Linked DNA regions of Homo sapiens: region 2 is linked to region 1. Evidence: chromatin contacts called from ENCODE Hi-C or POLR2A ChIA-PET data. All regions are on one chromosome and are shown on one strand. Each heading gives the region's core, a stretch centred on a gene start or an enhancer-like site at or near the end of the contact. The rest is flanking DNA. Distances are from core to core; before and after follow the strand shown.

Region 1 (5,709 bases), core at 1,249-3,748:
TCTACAATATTCTTTAATTCATCCATGAAAATGTCACTAACTAAAGACCACTTGCCTAAAACGTTTCCCACTTGAACAGTTCTATGAACCAAAGTGTACTCTTGAGATCACGTCTTCCAACTATAAAGACATCTTTCAAATTTTCCATTAAGTTGGTATATTATTACTGAGATCTTAGACCTAAGAAAATCACAAGTTCTGACTTCAGAGTTATGAAGAAAGCTCTAAGCAATCTGTAAGTGTTTTGGTTTCATGAGTCCAGTATCTACATACTCCTAGAGTGACACTAATCCTACTTAGTCTTGGGGATTAACTGGCTAAAGCTCTAAAAAAGCTAGCTGGATTTTGGAACAGGTCAAGGGACAGACAGAGACTCCTTTGTGAGATTGCTAACAGTCTTCCTGCAAACATTCAAGAGTCATTATATTCTAAATACATGTAATACATGCTCATCAGTAAAAACTTAATTGAAGAAAGTATATATATATACACAAAACCCCGAAAGGCAAGACCTATAACTTTATTTAACTATTCCAATAATTTGTACTAGAGTTTCCAAATATTAATATTTGTTAATAAAAATCTCTCGTTTCTTTTTTTAAATTAACTGATTTACCTCAAGAGTGCCTTCTAGGAATGTTTGGACATTTGTTCAAAAACATGACTACCATAATCCAAATTTCTGATTTCTATACCAATTTAAATCACCAATTTACAAATTGTTCAGTTTTTTCCTTAAGAAACAAAAAAGCCAGTTTTTTTGAAGCTACTAAAAAATTTGACTGTTAAGACATGTAAATCCTTTTTGTGGCCCTAGTGCAAGTCACTTTATGACTGCTGACCTAAGTGCCTCATCTATAAAATGGGGATAATTAAACCTGTTCTATTTACTGCAAGGATCAACTGAGATATTAGGAGAAAAACAATTTAAAATGTCAAAAACCTACTAATGTACACAATAAGCATAGTGTCATTTACTTTTCCTTTCATTTTCAATCCATTTTTTTCCTTACGGGATTACAGAATTAATTTATGTAAAGTATAATATAACCCCCAGACAGCATCACAGAATCTAAACTATTCAAGCTCTTCTAATAAACAGCATTGAGCTAAAAACTTGGCGTAACAAAACAATTATAAATTCCAAATTTAATGCTAAATGACATTCACATTTCAGTAATTCGTTCTTCACTGCAGTGCATAAAGTTATAGAGCTATTAAAAGACGAGTTAATTATGAATAAACCGTTATTAAACACAAATAGTTGAAGAAATACACCTCAAATTAACAACAGCCACAAACATTGATTTGGTCCATGTAATGAGTATGAGCAGAACCGTAGAGGCAGGGAGTTCACTGTAAATCTACAAGATTTCAGTAATAAAACAGGAGAATATGGAGCAAAATAGCCTAGAGCAACAGAGAATATATGAGTTAATAAACGTTCTCAAAGTCGTGTAGATTTTAGCCTAAGAAGACAACAAAGGGAAGAAACCAAGGACTGAACGTCTATTTTCTTTGAAACTAATGGATTTTTTTTAAACTTACATTATTTCACACTAGATCCCCTACCAAGACTGCCATAAAGAAAAATTAAACCTCTATTCAGCTCAAAAGTTTACGTTTCAGGAACGTACTAACACCAGTAACCGTGAACATCAGGTGGTTTCTCTTTGTTGCTTATCGATGACACAGCTTTCTTCCCGACAGTCCACAACTAATTACAACCCAACTGCTTGCCTAATGGCCCGTTCCTACCTCCATCTAAACAGCAGTAACGAAACGGGCGTTCAAGCAGCACAAAGAGGGTCCTTGGTGACAGAGAGGGACGTCAGGGAGAGGGTCGCGGGGGTCTGGCTGCGCAGGGGAGAGGCTCGGGGCGACGAGCGGGGCTGGGCGGCTGGGGCCTGCTGGCCGCGTCCGTCGCCCCGAGCGGGGAGATTTCGGCGGGCCTCGGGGCGCTTTGGAGACCAGGGCCAGACGGTGCCTCCGGCCCGGCTGCCGGGAGACGCAGCGGTGGGGCCAGGCCCACTGTATCTCAAACGAACCGGGGAGGCGCTGAACAGCCACGGGCCGGCAGCCCGGGCCTCGCAGACACTGAGGAAAGGCTGGGGGCGCCCGGGGCCTGAAGGAGCAGGGCGCTGAGGGTCTGCATGGCCCCTCTGGGGGATCTGGCGGCGGAGTCGCAGCCGTCCCTGGGGCGCGGGGTAGTAGTGGCAATTGTGCGAGCCGACAGGAGCCCGCGTCTCGGGGAGGGCGGGCCGGCGGCTGAGGTATACAAGAGGATGAAGGTAGGCCGGAGGGGTGTCCCGGCCGCCTCTCGAACCCCTGCCTCCTTCACCTGCCACGAACACCACGAAGACCGCGCCGCTCCTTTTGGCCGTCGCGATGGCGGCCGGAATGGCGCCCTGGAACCACAGCATCGCTCCCTTCGGGCCCAGGCGCTCGCTCGGTGTGTAGTCTCCGCAGTCCCGAAGCCGGCTCCGCCCTCCGTCTTCGTCCGGCTCTGCGGCCCCCGCAACCTTGGCTGGTTCGGCCCCCACCTCCGGCTCCGCACAAGCGCGCACGCCCGTCAGCGGCACCCGGAGACGCGCGCTAGCGCGCGCGAGAACACCTCACGTCACAGTCGCAACCCGTCGGTGTCCGTGCCCCAGGACCTTCTCTCGTTGGCGAGTCGATGGTGCGGGCGCGCGCCCGCTAGGCCTCCGGTCGCGCAGTCCAGGAAGTGGAGGAAAGCGGTAAGAGGGATGACTAACCGCTAAGACACGTCGGCGGCGCCTGCAGTGAGGCATGATGGGAATTGTAGTCCACTTAGGCTTATTCGCCTCCATATTGTGGAGCATGTAACTGTGGGTTCTGAGGCACAGCTAAAGGGGGCAGTAGTGAGGGCCACTACACATTCTATAAAGGGGAGAGGGAGAAATAAGTGTCACTCCAACTGGCATATGCTATTCTCGGCCTCGTTGAGACTCTCAGTGTGGAGGAAATAGTCCTCGCATGGAACTAAATGGGCTTTGTCGGGATTAACTCCGAGGCTTTGATTTCTTCTGAACGTAGCCCAACCTTGCAGAAAAACGGGATAAAAACCGCAAGTCACCTTCTTTAATAACCTGTAGTCCATGTGCCTAAGCGGAGGAATTGGTAGAACGCAGGCCTTCAGCAATTTCCTAGACACTGGATAGAGATCATTTCAAAACTTCAAAACGCGTTAGGCTATTGCCACAGCTACTTTTTAAAGTAACACAAAGCAGAGAATAGATTATTTCTTTTCCAGCTACTTTCCATGGTAATACAAAAGAGACTAGATAGTGATTTATTTTCCAATTTTCTGGGAGAATGTCCTATAATCAAGATGTGGCGCTTTGTGATTGGCTGCCATTAAATGAAAACTGATCCATATTTAATACTTTCATGAAATCACATGGTCTGTAATAACTATTAGCTAAAGGCTTGCATGGTTTATTTAAAGTTGCATATACTATTATGTTAAATTCTACATCAATTAAATTTATCCTCCAGCAGTACATCTATCTGACAATCTTTGCAAGATAAAGGAAGTGATACATCTGAATATACCACCTTTCCTACAGATATTTTCCCTAAAAATAGCTAATTATTTGCACTCCGATTTTTGTACTTTTTTTCCCAATCAGGCCTCTCGTATATAGTGTTATTATAAACTGAGACATAATGCTGATTAGGGACAGTTGCTTCTATAGGACAACAATCCTACAGAAAAATTAGAATTGACCTTTAACATCAACTTTAATGGACTTCTGGAAATTTGATCAATCTAGAAATTATTCCAATAGAGCTATGTCTTTAATTATCTCTAATTTTAGAATTAAATAAGAATCCTTCATAGTTTTATATTCATTTGTCAAGTGTTTATCACTCATCTTTTATGAGCTAGGCATTGTGCCTGGCACTGATAAGGAGGTGAGGCAGTCAGAAGAAGGCCCTGTCTTTGTGACTGTACAGTCTAGTCAGGAAGACAGACATTGAATAAGTAATTATGAGTGATGATAAATGTCACAGAAGGGTAATTCAGAGTGCTACAGAAGTGTATGAGGATGGGACCGAACATGGGCTAGTGGAGTCAGAAAGGGCCTTCATGAGGAAATGACGTGTCGGGGAACTCTAGGTAGGTGAAGGAGAAGGCTATTCCACATGAGGCTCTGAAGCAAGCAAACACAGTGCACTTGCAGAACTAAAAAATGCCCAGTGTGGCTATAACATAGAAAGAGGAGTGTGGTACAAGTGAGGCTGGAAAGCTAGGCAAGGATCAGATGATACAGAGTCTTGAAAATCATGTTAAAAATTTTAAGACATTTTTCTAAGGATTACAGGGAGCCATTGAAAAATTTTAAACAGAAGAGTTGGCCAGGCACAATGGCTCATGCCTGTAATCCCAGCACTTTGGGAGGCCGAGGCGGGCAGATCATGAGGTCAGCAGTTCAAGACCAGCCTGACCAACGTGGTGAAACCCCATCTCTACTAAAAATACAAAAATTAGCTGGGCGTGATTGCACATGCCTGTAATCCCAGCTACTCAGGAGGCTGAGGCAGGAGAATCGCTTGAACCTAGGAGGTGGAGGTTGTAGTGAGCCAAGATGGCACCACTGCCCACCAGCCTGGGCGAAAGAGCAAGACTATATCTCAAAAAATAAATAAATAAACAGATACATATAAGACTTCCATTTTTAAATTGTATGATAGCAATTGAATAGATTGGATTTGAAGTGGAATGGCTGAATGTGAATAGACCAGGTAAGAGGTACTTATTCATGTATTAACATAAGGGAGATAGTGAAGTGGATGCTTTTGATATTCTGGAGACAGACCCAATATATTTTGTTGATTACATGTGGAGGTTGAGGAAGAAGGACTCAAGAAGGGATTTTGTGGCCAGGTGTGTTAGCTCATGCCTGTAATCCAAGCACTTTGGGAGGCCAAGGCAGGAGGATCACTTGAACCCAGGAGTTTGAGGCTGCAGTGAGCCATGACTGCACCGAGCCATGACTGCACCACTGCACTCCAGCTTGGGCGACAGAGCAAGACCCTGTCTCTAAAAAAAAAGAGAGAGAGAGAGATTTGGGGTATCTGCCTTGCAAAATCGTAAAGAAGATGGTACTGAGATAGGCAACACTGAAAGAAGTGAAGGATGGTGGGGAGGTTGTTCATGAAGGTGTGAGTTCAATATTAAACATGTGTTTGGAGTACTAGAGAGATATTCACATGCAGTGTTAAGTAGGCAGATAGCTATTAGTCTTGGAGCTCAGATAACAGTTCTTAACTAGAGATAGGAAAGTGAGATTTATCTACATACAGGGGATCAATGAGGCACTGGAAGATAACGATACCATCACTTAGGGAGATGGTGCAAAGTGAGGTGAGACACGAGCATGATTGAGGTCTTAGGGCCTCCAACGTTTATAGGGTTGTATTAAAAAGTATAAACCAGTAAAAGAGACTCAGCAGGAAAGGCAGAGTGTGGGGTGGTGGAAGAAAATGGGAGAGTGTGTGATATCAAAGAAGCCAAGGGTAGAGAGAATTTTAAGAAAGGAGAAGCAGTGGTGTGGAATGCTGCTGTTGGGTCAATTAAGATGAGAGACTAAAAAATGTCCATTGTTTTTAGTAACACAGAGGTCATTTTAAGCTTAGCAAGAGCAATTCTCATGGTTCTTGTGTACAGAAGCCAGATGGCAA
Region 2 (5,709 bases), core at 1,686-4,185, 590 kb before region 1:
AGAATCGCTTGAACCCAGGAGGCGGAGGTTGCAGTGAACTGAGATCACGCCACTGCACTCCAGCCTGGGTGACAGCGAGACTTTGTCTCAAAAAAAAAAGAAGGAAAGAAGTGCTTGGAGCCAGAACCAGCAGCACAGCAGCAAACGAGGACGGAGTTTGAATGTAAATACGTCAAGGAATGAATGAACGAGAGTTGGTGTCATGGGCATGGTGCTGGAATGTGCCCTGCCACGTAGCTTTTGTGCTCCTACCAAAGGCTGATGGGGGATAAATGGGGGAAATTTCACTCTGGTGTCAGCCAAAAAAAATAGTTGTAGTTTTCTTAAGGAACTGTTTGGTTTTTATCCACAAATATTGTAGATCTTGTATCTAATCATGTCTCTAACTTTGCATGAAGACAGGGATTTATCCCAGCTTAAGGGCCAAGGGAAGAACTCGCATAGAAATAGCTCAGTGGTAGGGATGACTGGCTTTGTTGGGTGAGTATGTGGTGGTGTCCCTGTGGCTGGACATGACTGGTGTTTCGGAGCCTCGTCATATCCGCTAACAGGTCAAAATGCAGATCTTCGTGAAGACCCTTACCAGCAAGACCATTGCCCTTGAAGTGGAGCCCAGGGACACCATCGAAAATGTGAAGGCCAAGATCCAGGATAAGGAAGGCATTACCCCGGACCAGCAGAGGCTCATCTTTGCAGTCAAGCAGGTGGAAGATGACTGCACTCATTCTGACTATAACATCCAGAAAGAGTAGACCCTGCACCTGGTCCTGTGTCTGAGAGGTGGTATGCAGATCTTCGTGAAGACCCTGACTGGCAAGACCATCACCCTGGAAGTGGAGCCCAGTGACACCATGGAAAATGTGAAGGCCAAGATCCAGGATAAAGAAGGCACCCCCCCACCCCCAGCCCCGACCAGCAGAGGCTCATCTTTGCAGGCAAGCAGCTGGAAGATGGCCGCACTCTTTCTGACTACAACATCCAGAAAGAGTCAACCCTGCACCTGGTCCTGCACCTGAGGGGTGGCTGTTAATTCTCCAGTCTTGCATTCGCAGTGCCCAGTGATGGCATTACTCTGCCGTATAGCCATTTGCCCCAACTTAAGTTTAGAAATTACAAGTTTCAGTAATAGCTGAACCTGTTCAAAATGCTAATAAAGGTTTTGTTGCATGGTTAAAAAAGAAAAGGAAAGAAACAGCTCAGTGTTGCAGGAAAGGCCTGGATCATTATTTCAAAAACTCCATTTCTCAGACTGCTTGTCCTTGAATAAACAATATCTCAATAAAATAATGTAAGGAGAAATTGTATACTATGGCCCCATCTTGGAGCTCCATAATGCACTCCAGTTTACGAAAGGCTCTGAGAGGAGCTACACCAGAGAAACCTGCTGAACCAAACACTTCCCAAATGGGTGGGACCAGTGGATTTCCCTGCCCCACTTTTTAAAAATTTCCCCCGTAAAACACCAATGAATACCTTATAGGACATGAGCCCTCCTCTGAATACACGTTGAAGAAAGCTGACCTTGGTCAATCGCCCTGATCAAAGGTAACACCTAAAAGCGTTATATATATTCTCTCTCTCTCTTTCCTTCTTCACCTTCTCCCTCTTTCTTTTATTCAATCTCCCTCCCTCCTTTCTTCCTCTGTCTTTCCTGTCTTTTCTTCATCTGGAAATTTTCTTTCATTTCTCTCTTCTTCTCCCTCACCTTCTCGAGCAATGTGCTAAGACTGCAATGCACTGGGACTTCCAGGGGTCACCTGGAAACTCCTTGGGCCTAAGAGCCAAGGTTCCACCATAGCTGCAGCTGAACTGGTTTGCCCTCATCCCAGGAGCCATCCAGAGATTCCTATCTCAGCAATTTGCAAATGGTACTAAGGCCTCTGCACTGTTCTCAACAATGGCCCAATTAACTGCCAGTTGCATTTCAACAGCCGGAAGGTTAATTGGCTCACATGACAAGGATGGAGAGTAACCTGCACCCCATTAAATTGGTGTGCTCTCAGTACCATTCCACTGCGCTTTCTGCCCGTTTTCACATGTTCACGAAGCGTCCAAGAGACAAGTAAAAGACCCAGGCTTAAAGAAGAGGAATGGCTTCTCATTAGCGGTCCCATCTAGAAGCCTGCATTTTCTCCCTGTTCTCTGCCTCCCTCCCAGAGGCAAACGCAGGAAGTCATCACACCATTTCTGTGTGATGCTCTGCACTTTTGTCATTTAATGGATTCACATTGTTCTAATTTTTTGGTGTCTGGTCATCTGTGGAAATACTTGCTTTTTATTTCTGAAAAGCTTTGGCTGAGAGGTTTTTTGGTTTGTTCTTTTATAACACACACACACATTTATAGTCTCTAAGACTTCTCAGATAATTACTAGACCGCCGACTCTAACACACTGTTTCATCATATTCAAACTGACTGCCCGGATAGAAATCCATATTCTCTCTCTTATTAAGAACCGATTTCCCTTGAGTAATATCTGCCCTGCTATTTTACTCTAGGTAATATTGATCTTCCCACTCTCCTCCAAAGCGCCTTGCAGAGTGCCAATAATGTTGTAAAAGAAACCTTTTATTAATGAACTCCCCACAGCTTAATTTTGTTTAGATAAGTTAAAAAAAAAAAAAGACAGGAGAAAGGGTGCAACAGTTGACAAACTTTTATTTGCACCAAAAGTCTGGCCACCTGTGGAGTAGTTTATAGGGAGTCGGGGGTGTGGAGTGAGTGGGTGGCACTACTATAAACAAAGCTTCAACCAGCTGCCTGAGAGCTCTGAGTCACACAGAGCAAGCAGGATGTCCCACTAAGATACAGATTGTTTGATTACACCCAGAGACAACAGCACCAAGCCCAGCAGGGACTGACACATCAGGGCCAATCTCTTCACTCACTGTCCCAGCGATGCAGAGGGGCCCCCACCAAGAAAACCCAGGAAGCATTGAGAGTGGCTGTGGGCTGACGCGTCCTGTATGTTTGACGTAAACAGGAGTGTATTTTTTCCCAAGATCAGCCTCTATACAAAGAGATTAAATCAGTCCTATACAGAGGAACTGGTTTTCTCATGCCGACCCATGTTTGCGAATGCTGTCGAAAGTTCTTCAGAATGAAGCTAATCAAAGTGAAAGTGATGACAGGACAGATCGTATTCGAAATCCCAGTGACCTGACCACAGGAGGAGCCCCACCACCGAAACCCTGCAAGGAGGTCAGCAGCAAGACCAGGGCAGGTGCCTGGCAGAGGCCTCCGCATCTGCTGCAACCTGGGCCCTCCCAGCCTCAGCAAAAGGGACTTTGTGGCCACAGCTGCAGTTTATTTCACATTCTATAATGATAGCAACTAGGCAGAAGTGACTGTGGACTGAGCAGAACCATCTTCAAATTTGTTTTTATCCTGGCATAACAGATTTAAGTTAACCAGCTATTGATTAAGTAGAGAACATAAGATAGTTAAACCCACTCTGTGTTCTCCCTCAATATCTACCCCTTTAGTCTGTTATTATGCCAGAAATTCTCTCAACTGGGAACAATGTAATGTTATGATTTTTAAAGCCAATAACACTCTGGTTTACATTAGTTTACCTGAATGTTTGGTTGGATGGATGGATGGATAGATGGATGGGAGGATGGATGGATGTGTCAACCTATAATAAAATATTATAAAATAATCTAAAGAGTCAGAACCACCCATTTGTGAAAAACAAAATTTAAAAGCTGTTGGAATCCAAACTTTCTCTGTTTTTTGTTTGTTTGTTTGTTTGTTTGTTTGTTTGTTTTTGAGAAGGAGTTTCGCTCTTGTCACCCAGGATGGAGTGCAATGGCTTGATCTCGGCTCACTGCAACCTCCGCTTCCCAGGTTCAGGTGATTCTCCTGCCTCAGCCTCCCGAGTAGCTGGGATCATAGGCACCTGCCACCACGCCTGGCTAATTTTTTGTATTTTTAGTAGAAACGGAGATTCGCTATGTTGGTCAGGCTGACCTCAGGTGATCCACCTGCCTGAGCCTCCCAAAATGCTGGGATTACAGGCTTGAGCCACCATGCCCAGCCGGAACCCCAACTTTCAAAGAGTTTATTCAAGTGCAGTTTGAGGATGGCCTACCCGGAAACACCAATTCCAAAGAAATGGAGTCAGAGTTTAAAATACAGAAGTTAAGGTTTCATTTATATAGACAGAGACAGAGGAGTTTTTAGCAGGATTACAGCATTTTTCATAAAGTTGTCACATAGTTACAGCAACTTGATTGGTTATAGGCAGTTTCTTTTTGTAAAGGGTGCATTTGTCACCTTTTACAGAGGGTGTAATAGTCATGGGCTGTCTGTCATCTGGTCTAAGCAAAGCAACACAACACAGGGGAAGTTAGTCTGTAACAATGGTCATTAATTTAGAAGGCAGGAGGTTTTTGTCCTTGAGGTCATTTAATTGCCTCTAGCCATGATAGAGAACAAGAAAAATAAGAAAAATAGTTAATCTATAATCTGAGAAACAAAAATAGCAACTCTATGTGACTCAAATCACACTCACATCTCTCAAAGTGTTTTTTGGGTTCCAACAGCTTTTAAATTTTATTTCTCACAAATGGACGGTTGGATGGGTAGATGACAGGATAGATGGGTGGATAGAGGAATGAAGAATGAGAGAAGAGAAGGTAGGCTTAGACTCCAGAAAATGTAGAACAAGAAAGTAGAGCATGAGATCCTGCCAAACAGGACACATTTTGGAGGAATGCGGAGAATGGCTAAGAGATGAAAATCCGGGGAGTGGGGGACAAAAATGAATATCTTCTTCTCAGTTTTAAGGAAGTATCTTTTATAGTCAAGACTTTTGCTGCTTGTAGAGTCTTACACTATCAACTGTATCATTTCATTCAGCCATTCATTCAACTACTACACTAATTCCTTCCCTTCTCCAACTCATGGAATGTAAAGGAAAAGGACCCAGAGGGAATATTTTCTGGTTAAAGGTGTTTAGTAATTGAGCCTGTTAATAGAACTTTAGAGACCCCACTTTGTTCAGGGGTTGCTATGAGGCATAGTGGAAGCATACACCCTCAGCAGCTGGAAGACCTGAATTCTCTGAACCTATTGAGAGCCTTCAGCTCCTCTGACATACATGAATCCTCTTTTCCTGCTGTTCTTCTGAGTGCTTTACTCCACTCATTAATATGTCCGTAAAGATGAAGTGAAAAGAAAGAGGAAGTACGTTTCAAAACCCTATCATTTTGCAATGTTGACAGTGGAAAGATACAGTGAAAAGGTTAACAAGTTGGTTAGAATGGCATTGAGGGTCAAGTGAGGACTTCCTTTAGTGACCCCTGACCCTATGAGCAGATACAGGAGTTGGTGAGAAACACCATCCTGCAGATTCCACCTGGAGTCACCTCCTCCAGGGAAATTCCTGCATACTCCAGATTTTGCTGATCCTTTCCAAAATATGTGGGGTATGAACTATGAAAGTCAGCATTTAAGTTAGTCCCTGTCTATAGTTGTTTCTTGTGTGCTAACCGTTGCCTGCATATTCCATATCAACATTCCCATGGTGTCTGGAGGTTTTACACAATAAAAGATCCCTAATAAACACTTGTTAAACTGGCATGACCATGCAATTTTAGTGGCACTAAACTTCGACACAAGTCATTTTGGAAAATAATGAGCCTACTGGCAGAGAATAGCATGGTCCACCAATAGTCATTCTCCCCATCTCTAAAACAAAGCCCTG

The links. A loop is a pair of places that touch in the nucleus more often than their neighbours do. ChIA-PET counts read pairs that join two places held with the same protein, here RNA polymerase II (POLR2A). Pooled maps may share reads with other maps.
Region 2: a loop to region 1 is called in a map of naive thymus-derived CD4-positive, alpha-beta T cell, with 5 times the contacts of the local background. The contact joins the enhancer-like site here to the promoter of UBXN4 in region 1. A Hi-C loop is called at or near these places in 1 of 168 maps with a recorded cell type or tissue (naive thymus-derived CD4-positive, alpha-beta T cell), 1 of 37 single-sample maps with no recorded cell type and 9 of 50 pooled maps. POLR2A ChIA-PET finds 5 or more read pairs at or near these places in 2 of 52 experiments (GM12878 and activated T-cell).

The regions. Positions count from the first base shown.
Region 1 is chr2:135,738,644-135,744,352 of GRCh38, reverse strand. UBXN4 (UBX domain protein 4) reads right to left here and starts at 2,498. Exons shown (of 13, transcript NM_014607.4): 1 at 2,342-2,498. The coding sequence starts at 2,423. LOC107985946 (a long non-coding RNA gene) reads left to right here and starts at 1,709. Exons shown (of 1, transcript NR_163478.1): 1 at 1,709-3,524. RefSeq lists a silencer at 1,911-1,960 and enhancers at 1,257-2,032, 2,361-2,420, 2,751-2,880.
Region 2 is chr2:136,324,762-136,330,470 of GRCh38, reverse strand. It overlaps the pseudogene UBBP1. Among named protein-coding and RNA genes, the nearest start is that of CXCR4, 210 kb to the right of the region's middle. RefSeq lists an enhancer at 3,024-3,153. Within about 2 kb of position 2,935, at least 9 of the 41 ENCODE cell types and tissues checked have a DNase peak (open chromatin) inside an H3K27ac peak, as active enhancers do.